2 separate regions of the Mus musculus genome follow, and region 2 is linked to region 1. Evidence: chromatin loops called from intact Hi-C (ENCODE). Cell type or tissue: heart. All regions are shown on one strand.

Region 1 (8,000 bases):
AGAGTGGGTGGGTGTGTGTGGGAGGACCCTCATAGAAGTGGGGGGAGGAGGGTGGGATAGTGGGTTTGTGCAGGGGAAACTGATACCGGGAAGGTGATTACATTAGAAATGTAAATAAATAAAATAACCAATAAAAATACATAAAAAATAAAAATAAAAATAAAGTTGGCCATTCATGTGAACATTATTAGAAAACACAAAAGTCACTACTATTATTGGTTATAGTTTTATTTGTACATAATTTATTTTTAGTAAATATATAAAACATGAGCACCAAATTCATGACAGTGTTCGCCTCTGCAGAAGAGGTGGTGTGGTAGTTGCAAATGAATTTATTAGCCATTAATACTGACCAATTGCAATATAAATCTGCATTTAAAGTAAACATGTCAAAGTATAGATATCTGCTAATTTGGAGGGGAGGTAAACAAATGTTTTCACATCTTTCATTTTTTTTAATTTTTTCCTCATTTTTCTAGTAAATAAAAGAATACAAAGATAATTATACTACCATTATAGCTGATGAATTTATTACATTTTCTGAACTGGGCTAATACATAATGACATACAGCACATAAAAATAATCAGCAAATTTTATAATATAAGCAGCTTTCAACTTCGTGTGTAATTGACAGAGAATATATATTCTGTAAATGACAGAAAAATATATATTCTGTAGTAACAAAAAGTCTGAAAAAGCCAATTGCCACTGAGAAAATATCAGGGAATGCATTAAAGATACCTAATAAAATTCATTCCCAGGATTTCAATGTTTTATAGCTTAGTCTCAGGTAACTTAAAAAAAAAAAAACTTCTAGTGCTATTTTACTCAGTCATTTTTTAAGCTAATAGAATTTTAATGACAAAGCTTCATAGAGACAGCTTATGAAAAAAAGACACAACCTGTTGTCTGTTAATTCAATTAAAAATACAAAGAGTAATCTAAAACTGTAATTTTACTTTGGAATGCAAATCAAGTATAAGTGCATTATTGGTAAATAAAATACGACAAAATAATAAATGGCTATTTTACCATAACCAAGTAGGATTTATTCCAGAAATAAAGGTTTGTTGTAATACTAAGTACCTAGCTTTCTAATAAATCATGCATCAACAAATTAAAAAAACTATATGTTTAATAATGGATATTGAAAAGACATTGATAAAATCAAGGAGACATTTCTAATAGTAATACTATATAAAAACAAGAACAGAAGGAATTTCTAAACATGAATAACTACTTACCAACAATCAACAACAAAGTCACACATGAAACAATAAAGTCATTCTCATAAAAATTAGAAATAGAAAAAGGCATGTCTGCCATCATCATCACATAACACTGCTCTGGAAAATCCAGCTAATGTTATACTAATAAGTATAAGCATTAGAAGAAATAAAATTATCTGTATTTACATACAAAATGATTGTATATATCAAGAAAATCCAAGTTTCTAATTTAACATCCAATGTAACATATAGGATTAAATAAACTCATTGGATAAAAGATAAAAATATAAAATCTGTAGATTTGCTTTATTGATAAAAATAAAAAGTTACTTATAAGATGGAAAAATATTCAACTTATTACAAAATTTGATAACTGCAAAAATAAATTCCATTTGATATGAATGACCTATATGAAAAAATGTTATGAAAACAAGATAAAAATATTTCAATGATCTACCAAATCTCTTGTGTGGTAAGAATATCACTATTAATTTTATTCTTGTATATAAGAATACAGAAAATTGATGCAATTCTGATAAGTATCAGACCCTTTCAAAATATCAATAAAATGCATTGTTTTTTTTTCTCTTGAAAGGATGAATGTTGAGGATAAATTATAATAAGAAAGAAAAACAACTATTGAAAGGGAATTTGTTATTCCAGTTTCTGAAACTCATGGTCTGGTATTATGTTTAAAATTAACTTTCACTCAGAAATTTGAAAAAGAGTGATTTTTTAAAAAGTAATTTCTACAGTAGAATATGTAATGCAAAATATTTAGAGTTGAGTCCCTATGTATTAGCATATGCAAAAATGAATTTCAGGTAGATAAAAATTTAAATATAATAAAGATTATAAAAGAAAAACCAAGTGAATATTGGTATGACCTAGGTTAGGGACACCTGTCTGAAGAAGATAGGAAACTAAAAATTTATAAAAGACATAAACATTTAAAAATTATAAAATTAAGTTTTTAAAATTGTAAAGTGAACAATAAAGATTAATAACAATATAAAGTTCATTAACACATGAAATAAAAAAGATTAAATGTACTTTCATTGTAGAAATTCCTATAACTTTACATGGAAAATATCAACTGAATATATATATGTATATATAGACAAGAAACAAAGAATAGGAATTAGCAAAACAAAAAAAGAGAAATATCCCAAGTAGAAAAAAATAAGTCTCATTGAGTCAGGTAAACATCAAATAATCAGGAACCCATGGAACGTTCTACCTGTCAGCGTTGCAAACATCAAAGACCAGTGGATGGCAACCTTGCAATAGTTCTTAAAACTAAATATACACCTACATAACACTTCTATAGAAATAAGAGCACCTTAATACAATAAAACATCATTATGAGTAAAAAAGGAAATAAATGCCCACCAATACCAGAATGGATACTTTTTGGCACATCTGTATGGACTGTGAACACTGGTGAGAGGAAGTATGAGAGTGACGGACAGAGACTGACTGTGCCATTTATCAAAAACCATATCATATGGAAGTCAGTTTTACAAAAGTTACATTGAAGTTTCTGCTTGAGAGCAGGGAAAACATCCCAAGAAAAATGCCAAATTCTCAAACTAAGGGGAAGAATTAGAAAGAGGGGGAAGGGAGCAGAAGCCACGTTGCACAGTTTATCTACTTTTGAGTTGTTTCGGTGAATCCAAACACTTCTCTTTTTTTCTTAGCAGCCAATTTAAAATTTCAATTATAAAACAAAGAACAAAAGTACCAACATATACTTGAGTCAGAACTGGAAAACAGTCAATATAAGATATGGAGGCACAATAAGATTTAGCCACTGTCCAGAACTTTTGACCTCAAAATTGACCTCAGAAAAACTTAATTTTGAGAACATAAAATATTTATCCTCTGATAGTTCCACACGTTTCGCAAAGAGGTCTATAAACTTACGGGGTTTTCACCAAGCCATAGACATAAATGTGAATATCATCATCAAACTTAATGAAGTAGACAGATGGCTTGGCTACCACCTGATGAATAAAGATCCCAGTTCTCTTGGACCCGTCGTCTTTGGCGTGTTCCACCTGCTTGCCCACAAGGCTGTCGAGCACCTCCCCAGGCTCCTGTTCAGCTGCAGGGAAGTAGTAGTTGGAATCTGGAATGATACGCAGGTCACCATCTTTGTAGTCGTCCAGCAGGGTGTACATATAGAGGACCGGATCTTTCTCGTAGGTGATGTAAAACCAAGTATCCATGATGGGGGCTCGCGCCAACACCATACCCTTCCACTCATCTTTCTTGCCATGCTCACCTTCGAACACATGTCCCACTGCCTTCCCAACCAGGGAATCGGCCAGGCGAGAGTCAATGCGAGGAGAAGGAACTCTCTCAGGAAGAATCTCCAGCGCTAAAACTCTCTTATCTCTGTGCAGTTCCAGTCCGTACACACTGTCTTTGCCATCATATTTGATGATATACAGAGTGGGCTTCACGGAGACCTGCTCGAGCACAGTACCTTTCCATTGCTCCACGGGCTCATTGCCTTCTTTCCAGCCGTGTTGAATGCGGCAGCCCACGATGTTCCTATGAGTGAGGAAAGTGGGCTTACGGCGCTGCTTCTTGTGAGTGTGCCTTTTCTTCATCAGGTACGCGGACACACCATCCACCCCAGTAGGAGGCACAGTCGGAGGAGACATGGCTCGAGGCTTCGGTGGCCAAAGTAAAGCTGCTCTTTGCTTAACAAGCTGACTAACAGTCAGCAGTGTCCAACGGCAGATATTTTTCGCGATCCGAGAGACTGTATCAGTCCTCTTTTCAGATTTTGTCAGAAAAGAGCTAACTGACTGGGAACTGAGACAGAGAGTGCCGCTCACTAGTGCTTTTTTCCTCCTTCAGGGAGGGGTGACTGCAATAGTGATGGCTCCAGAGAGATGGCGGGCTCCCGGGTTCGTTCTGTCCGCCCCTGGCGCCTTCCCGGACTCCCAAGCCCACGTCCCAGCCAGAATCCGCCACTTAGCTGTTGTCAACGCTGCTGCGGTCGCAGAACGGCAACAGAGAAGAAGTGGACTGTTAACCTGGACCGGAGATAACAGGGATGTTTCGCGGCCACGAAAGTGCAGGCAGTAGCACGTCTCCCAGCAGTTTGCGCTTTGCGCGGCCTGGTCTTGGCAGCGCTTGTCAGCTTGGCCAATCTGCGAAACCGGGATTTTTGTTGCTTAGGGAATCCTCCTCCTCTGAGCCCGCCCTCTCCTTTCCTCCACCCCTCCCGCTTCCGTCCTGCCTTCCGCTCCTGGGGCAGCCACACTGACACAGGCTCTCTCCTTTACTCCCGTGGCCCCCCAGCCGGTTCATTCCCACCAGAACCAGACAGTACAACACCCCTCCTCCCCTGCAGGCTGTCTGCTGCCCAACTGCATACTTCACTGAGGCTCCATCTGCTTTCTATCTTCCAGGAATTCCTCACAAGCAGAAAAAGAAAAGAAAAGTGAAAAAGAAAGAAAAAAAAATACGTGGGGTGGGAGAAATTGTATAAACAAATCTACAATTTCTTTCTTTTTTAAGAAATTTGAAGCGGGATTGGGGAAAAGTCGTGCACAGTCCACCATGTTAACTTAAACTCTCCTTTATATTTTCTACCTGATCATTCGTCCTAACGATTTTTAGTATGTTTTTCTAAGTGGAAGGAAAATATGCTGGTATTTGCTTTTCTAAAACTGAGTGAAATAAAAAGCAAAGCAAAACAAAACTAACTTTAGCCATACAAACCAGGCAAACATCAAAATGTTTATTAAGCTGATTTCTTATTAATATATCTTTCTATAACCTTATGCATTTGAGAGCAACTTTTATATTTCTATACCTTTTTTGCTTACTTTGTCACTTATATCACGAGTAGTTTCTGTCATGATTAAATATGCTGGAAACATGATTTGTTTTTCAGTTTTTTGAGACAGGGTTTCCCTGGGTAGCCCTGACTGTCCTGGAACTCACTCTACATACCAGGCTGGCCTCGAACTCAGAGATATGCCCCCCCCCCCTTCTCTGCCTCCCAAGTACTGGGATTAAAACCATGCGCCACCATGCCAGGCTGGAAACACAATTTTTAATGGTTCCATATGTGAACATAAAGAACACAGCTCTCATCTCAAAATAAAAGATGGTTTATTCTAGAATCAAATATAAGTGACCAAGACCAAGGTCCACAACTTTAGGTTACCCCAAGTTCTATGTTCCAATGTGGTAACAGTTTCATGGAATTTTGTTGGTGTTGTCGCTGCTGTTTATTATTAACCTGTGTGTGCATGAAGTGTCTATGTTGGAAGGGGGCAGAAGTGGAAAAGTGGAAATCAGAAGATAACATTGTGTAGTAACTTCTTTCCTTCCACATTTACTTGAATTCAATGGATTGAACCCAAGTCCACAGGTTTATGCCACAAGTTCCTTTGTAAGATAAGCCTCTTACCCAACTGGCCTCATGAAATTTTTATAGCAGCAAAACAAAGAGAACTATAAATCAGGAAACTTTTAAAAGGCATCAGGGGAAGCCTTGGGTAGGCGTGTTATAGCAAACCGGAGAAACTTCTGCAGTAGGCTTCAGATACTATCTGACAGCATTCCCTGCCTTTGGGCCAGTGAAAGCCGAGGATCTGTGCACACATTCCAAAAGAACTTACCTAATAGCCGGAAGAATGGTTAGGTCACTCACAGAGTTGAACAATACATGACCATTTTGGGTGGGGTGAGGGTGAAGATAGTTTAAGATAATGTGACTCTGGAACTGCGACAGCTGAACTCCTCCATTATACTCATAACTGAGTCAGTTAATCAACCATGTACAAAGTTCAACGTATGTGTGGCTTTTCCCCCAGAGAACTTCAGTTAACCCACACTGTTTGTTCTTAATATTCCTTCAATGGCTCCTCATTTATCCTAAATAGTCTAAGGCAGAAAAAGTAACTAATACAACTCTCCTTTTCATATATGAATTGATTAATTGAACTCGTCTTTATTTTTGTTTTCCTCCCTGAAATCCAAAAGTTGAAGTTGTGGTTCCATTCATTTTTTTTAAATATAGAATAATTGGATCATATTTCCCCAACCCAACATTATGCTCTCTCTAAAAAAAAACAAATCAAAACAAACAAACAAAAACAATAAGACAAAAAAAGCATACACAAAAACATGGAGTCTCTTTTATGTTGGCCTGTCTTGAAGTATGATTTATATACCCAGTGACACTCTATTGGAGAAAACTGATTTTCCATTTCTCAGCAGATACCAATTGCAAGTAACTCCTTGGTTAGGGATGGGATTTAATGTCCATCTCTCCTTCTAAATGCTGAGACTTTGCAAGGTCTGAACCTGAGCAGGTCTTGTTTGTGCTATCATAGTTCTGTGAGTCTATACATCTATCAGTCCTGTTGTACCTTAAAGACACAATCTCTTTGAAATCATCTACCATCTCTGGTTGCTACAGTCTTTCTTCCACATCTTCCTCATAGACCCCTGAGCCTTGAGGAGAGTGTTTGATAAAGGCATGCCACTTAGGACAGAGTACACTAAAATCTCTCATTTTCTGCACATTGTCCAGTTGTGGGTCTTTGTGTTAATTATCATGTATGGGTGCTGTGATGGTTTGTATACACTAGGTCCAGGGAGTAGCACTATTAGAATGTGTGGCCCTGTTGGAGTGGGTGTGGCCTTGTTGGAGTAGGTGTGTCACTGTGGGCATGGGCTTTAAGACCCTCAGATGAAGATGTAGAACTCTCAACTCTGCCTGTACCATGTCTGCTATGTTCTCACCTTGATGATAATGGACTGAACCTCTGAAGCTGTAAGCTCTTTATAAGTAAGTTCTTTATAAGAGTTGCCTTGGTCATGGTGTCTTCACAGCAGTAAAACCCTAACTAAGACAGAAGTTGGTACTGGGAAGTGTTTTCTGAGAGCACAAAGAAGCTGTGTTCCAGAGATAGTCAAGGTTGTACCTCCTGCTGCAGCTGTACTTGGTAATGTTTAATAGTCACCCAGGTGGTATGAAGGTCATGAAGAGCAGCTGAGTCTTGGCACAGTGATAGGCCATGAAAGGATATTGGCGAAGGTGCAGCCTCAGTTGTAGTTAACAGCTCAGGACTGAAGGCTCCATGTAAAGGAGTTGAGGCTTGGCACGAAGAGAGAGCCTATGAGAGGCTATTGGTGAAACCTAGATGCAGCGGAAGACCCCAGCATATTGGAGATGCCAGTACCGTGGGATGATCACCAAGAACAGAAGCATCAGTGGAGTGGATCAACCTGAGCTTAGAATGCTAAAGAGGGCAGAACCAGAGAAGTGATGTCAGCCCTTTGGAAGAGCCCAGAAGATCATGTGTAGATGCCAGACATTGAAACAAGAAGCTGTAACATTGAAGTTGCCTTGGAGACCCCAAGATATTCCAGATGTCAGAGCCGTGGGCTATATGCTGAGGAAAGCTGCTAACAGGGAGTGGAGCCCAGAAGGAAGTTGTTTGTTGCAGTCAACAAAGATGAAAAAGGAGTTGGAGATCTAAAGAGAGCTTTGACATCAGACATGGAGATGCAGAGATTGGAGTTTGCCCAGCTGGTTTCCTGTCTTGTCTTGGGGATTACAGTTAAGTGATTGGATGAATCTCAGAAGAGACTTGAACTTTGGACTTTTAACATTGTTGAAACTGTTATAGACTATGGGGACTTTTGAAGTTGGACTAAATGTATTTTACATTATGCTATGTTTAGGTATGGCCCCCATAGACTCATGTTTGAACAAACCTATAGGGGCCAGG
Region 2 (8,000 bases), 150 kb after region 1:
TGTCTTCAGTGGCTCCCCACTGCTCTTATTGCTCTTAATGGCAAATTCTATAGCATGGCATACAATGTCCTGCCCACATGGTATTCTTCGATTTCTTTAACCTCAGCTTTTACCAGTGCACTTTCATTTTCTACTCTGCAGCTACACAGAACCTTCAGCAGTTCTGGTACTCTATCAGGCTTTCTAGTTTTACAGACTAGGCAAATTGTTGCCATCTTCCCATTCCCTACTACAAAGCACAGTTCGGGTGTCACCTCCTCCAGTCTAGGCTTTCTCTGACCATGCTGTCTTCCCCCACATCCACCACAGTATGTCACATCTCTCAAGTACTTCATAATCATTTGTTAAATGCAAAAATGTGGCTTCCTTCTCTAGCCTGCACTCAGAGTCCTATATTCCAACCAGAGTGGCAAGGCCTTGTGGGATCACAGAGAAAATCAAAACTTTCATATTCCAGGTTCTCGGATAGAGAAAAGCAATCTGTTCAAGATTACACAGCTAACTACTAGCAAATAGAGACCAAAATTCTTATGCTTTGAGTCTCAAAAGTCTACACTCGCAGCATGGCATTTGATCTAAGGCTTCTTAATGGAACCAATGATAATGTAGGAACTTGTACTCAAAGCGTAAAACAAACCCAAAAAACTCACTCAATTTAAACAACAATACCTTCCACCCCTTATCCACCCTTTCTACTACTAATATGAAAGTTTCTGGGACTCTCTTGCTTTCTGCAATGTCTTGATTACCTACTTTCCACACAAATTCCCACAATGATGAGAAAATTCTTCCATCTAGAGATAACCCCGAAAACTTTGGGTAAATCTCAGTTCATAGCTATCACTTTGAGACAGGTGTTTTCACTACTGTCATGGCTATGGATAAGAAGCTATTCATTCATGAAAGAATGTGGAATATAAGTATTTCCAAATTCACACTAGTTCTTAGGACCCATATACAGTTCCACAGAAAATGATAACCATTAACACTTATAAAGTACTTATTCTGTGCCAGGTACTATTCTGAGCCCCTTCAATGTGTTAACTATTTAAATACTCAGAACCCTATGAAATATATAATATTTTGCAAATTCTAGCTATGTAAAAGCTGGGTCAAAGTGAGTCGAATAACTTGTCCAATATAGCATTCCTAGCAATTAGTCGAATACAAATATAAATCCAAACAATATGGCCCCAAAGCCAATATTCTGTTATATGATAATGCATATCCTGAGTCATAGGGATAAACTGCTTCAATGTCTTGACCTGGGCTTTGCAGAGGGAAGGTCATTAATAACAGACCAGAAAATGGAATTGGTCCCCATTAGAAATTTTTACAAGCATGGTTCAGAAATACTGTAACTTGACACCACAGAGCTGCATTTTGGCACCCTTGATCAATCACACAGGACTTTAATGTACATGACCCTGATTTGCATGGCAGAAACTGCACAACTGAAAATAACTTACAATGTGGATCATTCTAACCTCCCAGAACTGTACACCGGCCAACCTAGATAGTCCTTAGCACAACTCAAACTACACACCATGAAACTGCACCTCTCCCAAATAGAGGCAACATCCGATACAACCTGAAGCCCCTCATCCCCACCCAGCAGCCTGCTCCCCTAAGCTGAAGTAATATTCTAGTTTACTACTCAGCCCCCTGCCTTCTTTTGACCTAATTAATAAGCTATTCTTCTGATATAAACGGTAAATCCCTTGTCTGTTACAGTATCGATTAGATGCATAAACAGCCCATTACATGTTTCACTGTTCTACTCTGCCAGATCCAAAAGAAGATTTCTAGGTATGAAACTCTTCTTTCTGGCAGAGAAAGGTTAACTCCTGGTTGGGTTTTGTTTATCATGTTTCAAGCAGATACTAAAGTCCCACTTCTTCCAGGAAGTACTCTCAAGAAAGTTTTTACATTTTAACTTTATCCCTCTCACACTGTATTTACTGACTGGTAAATTAATCCCCAACCCACCCTACTTAGTAACTCTTCCTGCTTGTCACGGCCAGTCTACAGGTACTGAATCCTATTTGTTCATTTGTGTTCCTTATACTACTTTTATTTATGTTACTAGATGCTCTTTTATGTCTGTCCATTCTGTTTGAGAGAACAAGAACACCTGTTTAATTATTCAGCACAGACATCTGCACGACTATAAAATAAGCCCAATTCAATAAGCACTTATTCTGACAGCCAAACAAGCTTCTCGGAGAGCTTGCATTCTAACGGAGAAGACAGCCAATGATGCACATAATTTCAATGCTATATGTTAAGTGTTCCAAACAAAGTCAGATAATTAATGAAGTTGTTAATGATTAGAGTGTGAATTGTAGAATGAAGGAATAATCAATTGTTTCTTTCCAATGTTCCTAGATAGATAGAAATCTTCTCTATAATATATGTGAAGCAGTAGTGGGGCACGTGCTGGGCACCCATGGTACTGGGCTAAAATGTATTTTTATTGAACTATTCCCATTATTCTTAGAAGATGAAATTATTATCATTACTTTAAAGAGGGAGAAATTACAGCTAAGTGTTTGCATCATCTGGCCACAACCATATATGTAGGATATAGAAATAGGAGGACTGAAATTTGTTTTCTTTTTTTTTTTCTGAAATTTGTTTTCAAAGCTTACACTTTTTCTCCATTTCAGAGCAATGGCTCTCTCAAGTGTTGTAAGTAATCCATGAGGGTGTCAAACTCAAATCCCTCCTAAATACTTTCCCCTACACAACACTTTCCAGAAAGATAAACATAACATTTTCTTTATTATGTTTTAATTATTATCTATGTGCATATTTGTCTATATGTGTGTATGCTGACTTGTGTCCAGGTACCTGCAGAGGCCAGATGATATCAGATCCCTTGGAGCTTCAATTTATAGGGGAATGTGAGCCACTCAGGGTAGGTGCTGGGAACCTAACTTCAGTCATTTGCAAGAACAACAGTGCTCTAAATCACCAAACCATATCTCTAGCCCTTAACATGACCAGCCTTTCACTCTATATCCTTCAGACCATGTATTCAAGTATCAAGCTGGAAGTGAAAATGGGGAACAGAGTAGGTCTATCATCATTCTTATTTTAAACACTTATCTGTTTATTCTTCATTAGAAAGAACTCACCAAACAGTTGATGTTCAAAGGCATATCCACAATGCCTTGAGTAACTTATAGGAAAATGTAGATTAAAAAAAAGTGAAACTTTCACATACAAGTTCAATCTCTGTTTCTTGGTAGGTTTGTAACTTTAGACAAGTCTCTTCATGTCCTTATTTTTCAAAAAGCTCCTTTTCAGTTGTAGCTTAAAATAAAGCACTGATTGTTTTAAATCCTCAACAATTTGGCTGAAGGTGGAACAGGCTGGACTTGGTCCTGAGGTGGTTCCCTGGACATTAGATGATGAATTACTAGCTGTAGTTAAATAAGTAGATTGCCTATAATTAGACCATAGTGGGTAGACTTTTAGAGAGGAATCAAAGAAGGATAGTGAATCAGACTGTCTATGAATCCTTTTCTCCTGGATAGGTACAAGTTTAGCTCTCTCACCTCCTCAAAACTGCTCTACCCTGACCACATTCTCTAACACCGTATGTCACTTCCTAACTAACCCTTTAGCTTACTTTTCTCCTAAAAATTTTGTCGTGACCTGCACTATTACACAATTCTTTGCTTATAGATTTATTGTTTCCCTTTTATAGAATGGAAGCTCTGTGGAAGCAGAGACTATTTTTCTTAACTGCTCTACTCTAGGCTCCTAAAACAGTGTTTAGCACACAACAATAACATGTCTAATGCCTGCATAACCAAATGAACCCATGCCTAAATGGATAAAGGACAAAGTTCAGGACTCTTGACTCAAAGTAGGATATAGAAGATACTCATCATAGAAAGAAAGCATCAGCTGCAGCCTGTGAATACCAACCTTGGCTGCACAGCTAAGCCCAGCCCCTTTAAGGGCCTTGGATAGTAAGAACTCCACAAGGAACTAAAAGATCCAGCCTACTGGCTAAGAATTGAAGTACCCCTTCCGATTTCTGTTCCCTGGTGGCCACCGGGAGGTCTTTTTTCAGGAAATGCTTCCTATACCGCCCTCCTGTGGCCAACAGGCATGAATAAGCATGTGAATAAATACAGAAGAACTGCAATTTCCTCCTGTTCCTTTGCTTAGATCTATTTCAATCCTATTTCACATTTATTTTTGGACAATTTCAGTTCTATTTCAAACAAGCTTGTAGGCCAGGCCATCTGTCTCTACTCAGGGTACAGAGAAGACTTGCTAGGAAAGAATAGGAAAGATCCAAAAGGCTGTGCAGAGGAAGGGCAATGGTTCCCCTTAGGGTTATTATCTTTCTGGGGTAGTTAAAACCATATTTGCATCAATTCAAGATCGAGACAGACTATGAATGTGTTTGTTAGTATTATGACCCAGTGTTTAGTTTTGGAGCCTAAGCTCCTAAATAGTTACTTTCCTGGTTCCCATGACTCATTTGGAGAGCTACCACTCTAATTTTCACGCCTGAGTTTTATTTGCAAGCTTCATTTCAACTCTAGGTCACTGGATGGACATTCAGGACACTAAACACTCATCATCACATTAACTTTAGAATTTTCCTTGTAAGAAATACTAAACAAGAATTACATAAAAGAGGAAGAGTTGGGGTGAAGATGATCAACATAAGTTGTATGAAATTCTCAAAGAATTAATACAATTTAAAAAAAATAATTGTATATATAAGTGATTAGATAGGCATATTATATAAGTAAGCTGAAATTGGGTTATGAGGAGGAAACTTATTTCAGCTGGAGAATTTTTCAGGACCTGGGTTTGAAAATTTACATAGCTCAGTGAAGCCGGAGACAATTTTGCAGTGATATCTTGAGTGAAACTGTCAGGAGAAGGCTGGATACCACCAAAGCCTGGTAAAAAGACATTTGCAAGATAGTAGTTTATAGAGATCCATGAGCCCCCAGGTCACACTTCTGAAGCTCTCTGTAGACTGACAAGAAGAGTTCATACAATTTTAGTATGTTAAAGCAGCATGATACAGAATAGTATGTGTGATAAATGATCTTTTGGATAAAAAAGAGGAGGCATATGCTTACTCTGATTATATCTACATTTCAAAATTCTGAAGAGATACATAAAAAGCTATAAAGCTATTGGCCTACCCTATGGACCTACCCTATAGTAGGTGGAGAAACAATACCAACTTACTCATTCTTATAGATTGATTTTGTTTGACCATGCAAATATTATTTATTCAAAAGTTAAATAAGAAAAAATGTTAAATTTGCTGAGTAGCCTCCTCATGTCTCTTCCTAGCATAGCACTCTGTCTGTTTATCTAGCTCAATGATTCACTTAGTCAAGCTAGGAAGAAACCCTAGACTTAGAAGTGGTATATATTAATGGTTAAGAATACAAACTTTATGGCTTAGGAGATATCAGTTGGTAAAGTACTTATATCAAGGACTAAGGACCACAGTTCAATTCCCCAGCATGCATATAAAGATATCTGCAGTAGCGTGTATCTGAAAACCTTTCACTGGCAAGGCAGAGTCAGAAGGACCCATGAAGTTTGTTTACCAACTAGTATTCACGAATGGTTCATCTCCACGTTCAGTGAGAGAGTTTGTCTCAAAGAGGAAGATGGAGAGCTTAGCAGGTAAAAACCCAGCATTGATCTCTGGAGCCAATCATCTGAGAGTCAACCTTACCTCTATTTGTGGCTAATTATATGACCTTTAAGCAAGCTACTTAGTGTCCTTGGTTTGTATTTTGTTTGTCTTTTAATTAGAATTGTATACTATCTTAGTATTCTTTCTGTGCTTCATTCTAAGCAAGCACCACTCTTATGTCTCACCTGCAAATCAGGGGCATTATTGTGGTTGTTTGTCAGGGTTTAGTGATGGTATGCATGTGATGTAAAACACTTAAAAGAAATTTCTGACATATAAAACTGTAGCAAATCCTAGTAAATAATACTATTTAAGGATCTGAATACAATCTCTGCCCTCAACTCCTGGCAAATAATATATTCTCTGAGCTTCAATTTCCTTCTATAAATAGAGGACCCAAATAATACCTGCCAAAAAGATAATGACACAATGGATTTAAGCATGCTCTATAGAATGAAATCTATTCAGTTAGGGCTTTGTGCTAAATGAAGATTCCAGTTGCTCAAGGTTCTCCACTCCCGCCTACAGCTTTCAGAATGAGGTTACCACTAATGGACAAAGAACAGGCAACTGGACACGCATCAGAAAGTGAGTCTAAGTTCTTGTCTCCCAAAAGCAGTCAACAAAGACTTCACAAGAGTGGCTGCCATTCCACTGACAGATGATACACAGTATTTTCTTGAAATTATTCTCACTTCTAGGAGGTGCTTAGGCTCAATGCTACCCCAACTTCCTTTTGCTGGTTACAAAACAAGACAAAACCAAACAGAAAAGGAAACGACACAAGTACAAAAGGTACACATACACTTGATTCAAAAGAGGAAAAGAAGGGGTCTGCAACCCTATAGGTGGAACAACAATATGAACTAACCAGTACCCCCAGGAGCTCGTGTCTGTAGCTGCATATGTAGCAGAAGATGGCCTAGTTGGCCATCTTTGGGAAGAGAGACCCCTTGGTCTTGCAAACTTTATATGCCCCAGTACAGGGGAAAGCCAGGGCCAAGAAGTGGGAGTGGGTGGGGAGGGGATCAGGGGGGAGGGTATGGGGGACTTTTGGGATAGCATTTGAAATGTAAATAAAGAAAATATCTAATAAAAAAGAAAAGAAAGAAGTCACTTAATTAAAACAATCAATTCTTTACCTAGCAACCAACTTTTACAGTTTCACATATAAGGCCCTTGCATATACATTTTTTTCTTTGTACCTCACAGTAGCCTGAGGAATCATTCTCATTTTATAAGGAGTAGAAATGTGACTTACAGCTACTCCTACCCACTGCTTTATGGAATTGGAAAGAACAACAGATTGAGAGCCAGAACAGACAGTTCTAGGAAACATGCTCTGGAATCCATACAACTCTATACATTTGGGATTAGGAAAGAACTGCAATATCAGGGTCAAACATAGAACCAACGTTTCCATCCTCCAGGCAAAAACTAGTGCTTGTTATGGTTTCAATATAAAATGTTCCCAGCAAGCTCATCACGCTGAATGCTTGTTTCCCAGCTGGTAGCACTATTTTGGGAGCTGATAGGATCTCCAGGAGGTGGGATCTAGCTAGGGGCATGCTTTTGAAGGTTATTCATCCCTACAATTTTTTCATTCTTTTTGTCAGCTATGAGATAAGCATCCTCCTCTGACTCACATTCTTGCTATCATGATATTATGCATCAAGATTCCAGAATTAATAGAGCTAAAGGACTGTGCCCTCCAAAACCCTGAGCCAAAATAAACCCTTCCTCCCTCAAGTTGTTTCTGTCAAGTATTTTGTCACGACACAAAACAACTAACACCATGATTTGTATAGCAAGAAAGGGAACAACAAATAGAGACCTAAAGAAAACTATTGCCTAAGAATAATTATCTGCACCTTATATTTAAATAGAGTATTATGGACCTGCAAACTTCCTCAGTACATAAGCGTACTTGATGCCAAGACTGATGGACTTTGATCCCCTGGATGCAATGGTGAAAAAAGAAAATTGACTTCTGCAAGTTGGCTTCTGATCACCACACAGGTGTCATGGCAGCAGCACACATATATACAAACATACACGTACAAATAAATGACTAGATAGATGATAAAATATTTTCAAAAGATTTTTGCATCATCCCAGAAACCATGACCTTTTATTGTGTACCAGATTTTTGGCGATCTTGTGAGGGAAGTATAGCAAGAAATAGGAACCTAAAAATGTAACTACCCACACACAAACTTTTTTACCATTTTTCCCTGTTCTATTTTTTTACTCCTTAGTTCTTAGAACTCACATAATTTTAAATTTGTTTTATTTTTTACTTTTT

The links. A loop is a pair of places that touch in the nucleus more often than their neighbours do. Peaks named below come from ENCODE experiments on the same cell type or tissue, not always from the same donor. Only the 100,000 strongest peaks of a DNase experiment are listed, where the experiment ranks them.
Region 2: a loop joins it to region 1, with 4 times the contacts of the local background. A loop is called at or near these places in 13 of 42 quality-filtered maps.

The regions. Positions count from the first base shown.
Region 1 is chrX:95,022,293-95,030,292 of GRCm38, forward strand. Spin4 (spindlin family, member 4) reads right to left here and starts at 4,390. Exons shown (of 1, transcript NM_178753.4): 1 at 215-4,390. The coding sequence starts at 3,902. The coding sequence ends at 3,153. In heart, no CTCF peak of the experiment used is centred here; a DNase peak (open chromatin) is centred at 4,459; H3K4me3 peaks cover 1,811 bases; H3K27ac peaks cover 1,629 bases.
Region 2 is chrX:95,172,027-95,180,026 of GRCm38, forward strand. It overlaps a transcript of Arhgef9 not described here. Among named protein-coding and RNA genes, the nearest start is that of Arhgef9, 9.5 kb to the left of the region's middle. In heart, a CTCF peak has its summit at 4,101 (motif pointing left); no DNase peak of the experiment used is centred here.